2 separate regions of the Homo sapiens genome follow, and region 2 is linked to region 1. A link is a loop called in an ENCODE intact Hi-C map of the cell type or tissue named here. Cell type or tissue: CD4-positive, alpha-beta T cell. All regions are shown on one strand. Each heading gives the region's core, and the rest is flanking DNA. Links, peaks and the distances in the headings are about the cores only. Region 1 has its middle 34 kb from the start of KICS2. Region 2 has its middle 47 kb from the start of LINC03056.

Region 1 (4,400 bases), core at 78-4,077:
ATATTAATTTGCATTAATTTAATAAACTTTTAGATTATAAATTTGTTGATTTTATAAGAATACAATAAGTTTTCTTACATGTACATTTATGTTAGTATGTATTATAGAAGCATGACAGCAAAAATGATTTAATTTTGAAGGTTTGCAGAAATTTTTATTTTTTATTTGTTTTATAGATGTGGGGTCTCACTATGATGCGCAGGCTGGTCTCAGACTCCTGGGCTCAGGTGATCCTGCCACCTCAGCCTCCCAAAGTGCTGGGATTACAGGCATGAGCCACCACGCCCAGCCTGAAGGAATTTTTAAAGTATAAGAATCAGTGCTGATACAACACCGAAAGCATAAGTAATAAAAGGAAAAATAGACACGAGACTACATCAAACTAAAAAGCTTCCATGCAGCAAAAGAAATAACCAACAGAGTGAAAAGGCAACCTATGGAATGAGAGAAAATGTTTGCAAACCATGTATCAGATAAGGGGTTAATATCCAAAATATGTAAGAAACTCATTGAATTTAATAGCAAAAATACCAATAACCTGATTTGAAAATGGGCAAAGGATCTGAATAGACATTCCTCCAAAGTAGACATACAAATAGCCAACAGGTTTATAAAAAGATGCCCAGAGCCAGTCATGGTGGTTCATGCCTGTAATCCCAACACTTGGGAGGCTGAGGCAGGCAGATCGCTTGAGCCCAGAAGTTCAAGACCAGCCTGAGCAACATAGTGAGACATCGTCTCTACAAAACAAAAACTTTTTTAAAATTAGGTTGTAGTGGCACACACGTAGTCCAGCTACTCGGGAGGCTGAGGTGGATTGCTTGAGCTCAGGAGGTCAAGACTGCAGTGGGCCATGCTCCAGCATGGGTGACAAAGCAAGACTGTATCTCAAATACACATACACACACATACACACATGATGCCCAGTGTCACTAATCATCAGGGAAATGAAAGTCAAAACTACAGTGAGATATCACCTCACACTTGTTAGCATGGCCATTACCAAAAATACATAAAATAAGCGTTGAGGATATGGAGAAATTTCAACATGTGTACACTGTTGGTGGGAATGTAAAATGCTGCAGCCATATGGAAAACAGTATGAAAGTTTCTCCAAAAAATTAAAAATTGAAGTGTTGTATGATCTAGCAATACCACTTCTGGTATTTATTCAAAAGAATTGAATCAAAACAGGATCTTGAAAAGATATTTGTACTCCCATGTTCATTGCTGTATTATTCACAATAGCCGAGAGGTAGAAAAAATCTGAATGTCCGTCAGTGGATGAATGGATAAAGAAAATGTGGTATATACAGACAATGGAATATTATTCAGCAGAGCTGTCCTGCAATATCTGCCATTATTTATTTCTACGGGGAAATTATTCTGTCTTCCACATAGCTGACCTATAAATGAAGGTGTTAAAAAGAGAAGGAAATCCTGTCACATGCTGCAACAAGAATTTGGAAGACATTATGCTAAGTGAAATAAGCCCATCTCAAAAACAACAACAACACTGCCTGATTCTTCTTACATGAGGCATCTAAAGGAGTCAAACTCATACAAACTAAAATGGTGTTTTTGGAGAGGGGAAAGTTAGTTGCAGTTTGATGGGTATAGGATTTCAGTCATGCTAGATGAGACCTTTCTAGAGATATGCTGTACAACAATGTGCATATAGGTAACAATCATATACACTTAAAATTTTGTTAAGAGGGTACATCTCAATATGAATTTTTCACAATTAAAAAAAATCAATATTCCATAGGTTAGACCAAAGTTTTGCCTTTCTTTCTCTTCCTAATCCAACTATGCCCTCTGGTGGTGATAGTTGCTAATAGAAGTAAAATAACTACTCCTTTGTATCCTTTCCAAATTCATTTTGTAGGTCAGCTGTGTGGAAGACAGAATAATTTCCCTGTAGAAACAAAGTTGTAAATAATGGCAGATGTTGCAGGACAACCCACCAAAACCCATATAAATCTTACTTGAAACAGTATTGAGAGTAGCCCTCTATCACTTGATTTACACCCTCCTTCTTCCGTCCCACCCTCCTTGTTGGTGAAACAAATGAAAAATCCCATATCCACAGTCTACTCTGTCCCCATCACCATCAGAAGTAGAAAGAGGAAAGAGAAGGGAAGAGGATTCGTGCTTCCGCCAAATTTAACAGCTTTATTTATAGGCACACTTTCTGTCCTGAAACCCCACACCCATCCTGCGGCCTTCAAAGGAGTGGACCACCTAGAAACTTAAACGTCCTCTTTGCCTCTTTCAGAATCTTAGGGCAAATATTAAGAAGACCTTGCATTCTAAAAATGAGCCGGGCGTGTTGTTTGGCGCCTGTAGTCCCAGCTACTCGGGAGGCTGAGGCAGGAGAATGGCGTGAACCCGGGAGGCGGAGCTTGCAGTGAGCGGGGATCGCACCACTGCGCTCCAGCAACAATGCGAGACTCCGTCTCAAAAAAAAAAAAAAAAAAAAGAAGACCTTGCATTCTTTTCTCTTGCTCAACCTATAGTCCTTAGCTCTCCAGGGCATCACCATGTTGCCCAGGCTGCTCTTGAGCTCCTGAATTCAAGCAATCCACTTGCCTCGGCTTCCCAAAGTGCTGGGATTACAAATGTTAGCCACTGTGCCAGGCCAGTAATTCCAAAGTCAAAGTCACCAGAGTCTCCAGAGTCAAAATCACCTTCTAAGTAGAAGGCAACAAAAAAGAAAAAGAAGACCAGGAAAAATAAAATGGAAAAAAAAGAAAAACCTCTTCCACCCAAGGTCTACTCATACCTGGAAATCTCTACGATGTATAACCAATAAACCTCCAAAGACCTTGTCTTTTCCCAGCTTTATAAAACTTTCCCCCAGTCCCTTCTAGGGGCTGGCTGGAAGAAGGAAGGGATGAGGGATGGAACAATCCCAGTCTAGTTGGTGTACATCATATTCCATTAATGCTTGATTGTCTTTTTTTTTTTTTTTTTTTTTTTTTTGAGATAGAGTCTCACTTTGTCACCCAGGCTGGAGTGCAGTGGCATGACCTTGGCTCACTGCAACCTCCGCCTTCCGGGTTCAAGTGATTCTCCTGTCTCAGCCTCCCGAGTAGCTCGGATTACAAGCACGCGATGCCACGCCCGGCTAATTTTTGTATTTTTAGTAGAGACGGGGTTTCACCATGTTGGCCAGGCTGGTGTCAAACTCCTGACCTCAAGTGATCCACCCGCCTCAACCTTCCAAAGTGCTGGGATTACAGGCCTGAGCCGCCACACCTGGCCCAATGCTTGATTTTCTTGTGTGCTCAACTATTGTTTGTGCTGTATGATTCCCAGGGCCTCTCCCCGGGAAGGGACAAGAATGACATGGACCCTGCTGTATGTAAACACATTTTTTTTGTTGTTGTTATTTGGTTGGTTGGTTAGACGGTCTCAGTCTGTCTGCCAGGATAGAGTGCAATGGCGCCATCATAGCTCACTAAATCCTATTTCTAAGGAACTAGAAAACTGTGGAATATTATCAAATCCACTCAAAGTGACAAGAGGAAAAAAATCTATATTATGATTTTAGTGATATAGGAAAAAAGAGCTGGAAGAGCATATAGACAAAAACACTTGGATTGTTTAGAATGACCTGATGTTGGTGCATTATTTAATTTGGAATTACCGGCCGGGTGCAGCAGCTAACACTTGAAATCCCAGGACTTTGGGAAGCTGAGGTGGGCAGATCACTTGATTCTAGGAGTTTGAGACCAGCCTGGGCAACATGGTGAAACCCTGTCTCTACAAAAAAAAAAAAAAAAGTAAATATTATCTGGGCATGGAGGCACATGCCTGTAGTCCTAGCTACTCAGGGGGCTGAGATGGGAGGATTGCTTGAGCCCAGAAATTCAAGGCTGTGGTGAGCTGAGATCGTGCCACTACACTCCATGCACTCCATGCACTCCAGTCTGAGTGACAAAGCGAGACCCTGTCTCAAAAAATAATAATAATAATAATTTGGAATTATGCAAACATTGGTATAATGCATAATTTTGTATAATGATAAATGAAAATATTGACTGTTTTATATTGTCAAAATGCAAAACTTAAAAACTTAAAAGAGGCTTAACACAACCCTTTATTGTATCTCACAATTCTGTGGATTGGATGGGCAGTTCTTCTACAGGTCTCACCTGGGTTTCCCACGAGTTTGCTGGGAAAGGGCAGCTGGTGCTCTTCTGTGTGGTCTCTCCATGCCTATGATGTCATCCTCCAAGGCCTCTCTACGTGGTGGCTTGGAAACAGAAGCTGCCAGACCCAGACCGTCTTAAAGTCTGGGGTCTGAAATCCTAGAACTTTACTTCCTCCACATTCTTCTGGTCAGAATAGCACAGGCTCAGCCCAGATGAGAGCAGAAGAGACACAAACTTCAC
Region 2 (4,400 bases), core at 333-4,332, 840 kb before region 1:
TAATAGCAGATCTAAATCTAAAGAGAGAGCACACATGAAGATGTATGGTTATCCTTTCATGCTCCTATAAAGTAATCTAGAATGAATGGAGTCAGGAGTCATGGATTCTAATATGGACTCATAAGTAAGCTATATCCTTAAAACCTGAATCAGAAAGAAATTTTGTAAGAGATATATACTCTAGAGCATAAGGAATTTCTTTTTTCTAAAACTTATTTAGAAATGTTGGCTTTCCCTGCACTTCAAGGTGCCTGTGTAGAGCTATGAAGGCATCCAGAAAGGAACATTCAATGAGATGGATCAACAAGGTTGTGAAATGAAAAAAAAAAATAATCTCCTTAGCTCAGACTTAAGCCCTGACCAGCACAGGGGAGAAAGAAGTAAGTTTCCCTCTACTCTTCATATTTCTTAATTGGGACAGATCCTTATAACCAAAGACAAATTAACAAGAGGAAAAAAAGTTTATTATCTTATATATCTCATGTATACACGGGAGATAAAGAAATGAGAAAATCTCAAAAAGGTGGCTTTGAATTCAGCCTTAAATACCATCTTTAGCTGAAAGAAAGGTGTTTATGGTACTAGTTATGGGGAGGTGACCAGGAAAAGCAGAGTAAACCAATGTAAGTTTTGTTAGTGTTAGATATGAGTTCTAAATTTCTCTTCAAGGAATCAATATGTCAGTATGTTCAATTATTTGTCTTCTACTTTTAAACTTAACTTCCTCATAAAGCAACCTTTTTCGATGACCTGCTCCACCCTAACTCATTCCCATTACCAGTTCCACCCCGACTCATTCCAATTCCCTGCTCCACTCTGACTCATTCCGATTACCTGCTCCACTCTGACTCATTCTGATTGCCTACTCCACCCTGACTCATTCCAATTACCTGCTCATTCTCCGCCCAGACTCATTCTGATTTCCTGCTCTGCCATAACCATTTTTCCCGCCAAACAACTTACCCAGTCACTCTCTTTAAATTAGCCAGTCGGAATTAGTTTAGCCTCTGCGGTCTAACCCTAGCCAATAGAGGAACAACACAGCAGCAGGGGCCATGTGTGTCAGGGATAAGAACCCCTTCCCCTCCCTTGTCCAAGTGTGCGCTCACCATTGCTCCATCTGTAAGGGCGCACCCTTCTATAGAAGCACATTGCCTTGCTGAGAATTAAAAAGAAAATTTTATATTTGAGTGCATTTCTTTTGTGGCACTGAAACTTTATTTATTACATTGGGCAGATTTAAGTCAGTGCCTTCTTCATAGGTAAGAATGTCTAGTGATTTAGAGCCATCTTTCTCTTGCTAGTGCAAAGAGGAAACTCCCTTACAAATGGAGATTTCCCTTATAGATGTAAATTTCTCTTACAAATGGTAACTTCTGCTCTGTTTTTAAGCTTCTCCTGTGTCTATAGTTTCTCCAAAGAATTAACTCAAAATAATTCTTAAGCCAAAGAAGCATATTTTGGGGTGGCATATTCTGGTCTCCAACACTAAGACCCACTTTCTGATAATAATAAGAGATAATTTCTTATTAAACATACTTTAGGTCAATGTTTAGAGGTCTTTTGAGAGCCATGGAAAGGATACACATATTAAAGTTTCTGAGAAGGCTTAACTTTAAGTAACCTATTTTACTTTATTTTTTAAAAGCTGCTTTTGAGTATGATTAGTCTTCTTGACATCAATTCCTTAAGATAAAGGAGCTTCCCAAATGGTGTAGTTTCCCCAATAATCAGGAGTGGCTCAGATATCAATCAAGATCAAGACATTTTTTAAAAAACATTTTCATTCACGTAGGGGGTTCTAGAAATCTGCGGGCTGGGCTGATCAAGAAAAAACATGTGACCACGAGGTGGCAGTAGCACACACATCTTTACTGAGCAGCACTTCACTTTGACGGATTTACATGGTGAGGAAGTCCCTCACAGCAGGAGTCTATCTGGAGGCTACAGCTTGATAACTACTCACAAAGGGAGGAGAGCAAGGGAACTCTAGAGGAAGAGGGAAATTAAATAGGTGGTTATGTGTCTAGGCAATGTCAGCAGCACAACAGGGACTCTCCAAATACAGAGTTCCAAAGGGACTGTAGCTTACGGTCTTTATGGCTCCAGGCTTATCTTACAATTTGCTAGCAGACATTGGGCACAGTTTCACAGAATATTCGAAACAGGCAGGCTCTAAATGGCTAAAAATGTGCTATTTGGTGTTTGTTTCAAACAGTTGGATGTGTAAATATTAGAATTTGCTCTGCTGCTCAGCCTGCACTAAAGAAATATTAAATAGCCAAGTGATCAATATACAGAAGCTATCTGTCTTAGTCTATTTGTGCTGCTATAACAAAATACTACAGACTGGGTGATTTATAATGAACAGAAATGTATTTGCCTCATTATTCTGGAGGCTGGGAAGTTCACGATTGAGGGTCCACATATAGTGAGAGCCTCGTTGCTGTGTCATAACATGGTGAGAGAGAGAGAGAGAAAGAAGGAAGCCAAACTCATCCTTTTATTAGGAACACACCCCCTTGATAACCAACCAAATAACAGCATTAATCCACTCATGAGGGCAAAGCCTTCATAACCTAATCACCTCTTAAAGGTGCCACCTCTAAAAACTGTTGCACTAGGGATTAAGTTTCCAGCACATGAAATTGGAGGACACATTCAAACTATAGCATTATCTTTGGCTCATTTACATCACAAGTCATATCACACTAATAGCCATTAGAAGTAGTTCTAATCTATTTGTCCTAAACTTATTTCTCCTTCATTTTAAGGTGTCCTGCAAATATACTAGTTCAGATATAACAAGATTTGATGAATCAATCATTAAAAATGGAATGAACAGAGGCTCTGAAGTCAGATCTGGGGTGTGAGTCTAGGAAATTGCTTACCATTTCTTAGTCCCAATGTCTTCCTCTGTGAAATGACAATAATAGTGTCTTGGCTTATGAAGCTGTTGTGAATATTAAATTTGATTATATAAGCAACTAGCTTAGCATTAGTGCTTAATATATTTTCATTTCCTTTTTCTGTTATCATTATTTTGGCTTTATTTATATTTCCTAGTCTTTCTTGGTTCCTCTCAACTCTCTTCACTAAAGACCCTAATATTTGAAGTCAGTCTTCATTGAACAACCCCTTCAGGCACACTGTCTTGAATCAAAGAGATAATTGTAATTGTCACTTTTCTTGACCCTATCCAACAATATCATAAGTTTCTTGAATTGCAGAAATCAAGGTTGCCCAAGGAGTTTCTAGTAGTAGCCACTAAACCTAACCTCAACTCCTTGTACTTGCCATTATTTCATTATTTGAAAGGAGATTTGCACATGTTTATGTGTACTTTCCAGTAAAGGTTCTGATCAGGGTTACAGTTTTGTTGCCCTTCTTAGCTATAGCAGAATATTCAGCTGAGAACAGTTTCTCATGATTCAGAATCCTGCTCTGGGTAATAACTGAGGGCTTAAGACATTTCATCTTTGAATATAACCACAGTTGTTTTCCCCTAAATGTCCTTCCTTTCCTTCCCCCACTGGCACACATCTAACACTTTTCACTCTGGGATATTCCTGTCACTTGGATATTCCTTTTTCAAAAAGAGATTGGTACCCTCTGTATCCATGGAAATTACATTACATCACTCTCTGAAATAAAACTAGTGTCAAAGGAACTTGATAACGTTGCTTAAATTCATCTGGTCAGTTGATTGATCCGGTTTGTTCTCTTTAAGTCATCCTATCTACGACTAAATAAAATGGCCCCTAATCCATTCATTTATTCAAAAATATTTGGAGTGCCTGCTGTGTGCTAGCTACTGTTCTAGGCACTGGGAATATTGAAGTGAATGAGGTAGAAGTCTTGATCTCATGGACTTTAGTTTCTAGTGATGAGAGACTGACAGTAGACAAGTCAACATAAAACTAAACAAGATGGTTTCAACCAAGGATAAATGCCTGAACTGTTGTGTATCTGACAAGGAAGGAAAGAATCAGAGAGGAAACAAAAAGTTTAGAAAATTGCAGGGACTCTACGCCTTTCCCAGAGAAAGTCAAAGTGGGATGTCAGAGGTTATAGGACCCTAGACAGATCTGAAGACTTAGGAAAATAAGATCCATGTCCCTTTCCTGAATAGGGCACAGAAAAGAGGGAAGACTACAGAATTTCCCCCAGGCCCTGCATGTTTCAAGAACAAAAGAAATGTCCATTTCTGATGTCCATGTAGATGGTCTGAGACACCACAAAAATGCAGAGGTGCAGAGAGGGCATTAATATGCCATAGGTCATTGGCAGGCCAAAGAAGCCTTGAAATTGGAGCATGGAGCTTGACCTTGGGAGATGCTTTTTTATTCTACTTTGGAATCTTACTTTAAACCCCAGATGGTGTGATATAGGAAACAACT

Evidence for each region. A loop is a pair of places that touch in the nucleus more often than their neighbours do. Peaks named below come from ENCODE experiments on the same cell type or tissue, not always from the same donor. Only the 100,000 strongest peaks of a DNase experiment are listed, where the experiment ranks them.
Region 2: a loop joins it to region 1, with 8 times the contacts of the local background. A loop is called at or near these places in 9 of 110 quality-filtered maps.

The regions. Positions count from the first base shown.
Region 1 is chr12:64,254,543-64,258,942 of GRCh38, forward strand. No RefSeq gene overlaps it. Among named protein-coding and RNA genes, the nearest start is that of KICS2, 34 kb to the left of the region's middle. In CD4-positive, alpha-beta T cell, for the core only: CTCF peaks have their summits at 1,824 (motif pointing left) and 2,025; a DNase peak (open chromatin) is centred at 1,819.
Region 2 is chr12:63,418,462-63,422,861 of GRCh38, forward strand. No RefSeq gene overlaps it. Among named protein-coding and RNA genes, the nearest start is that of LINC03056, 47 kb to the left of the region's middle. RefSeq lists an enhancer at 43-1,242 and silencers at 1,767-1,816, 1,877-1,936. In CD4-positive, alpha-beta T cell, for the core only: no CTCF peak of the experiment used is centred there; a DNase peak (open chromatin) is centred at 1,870.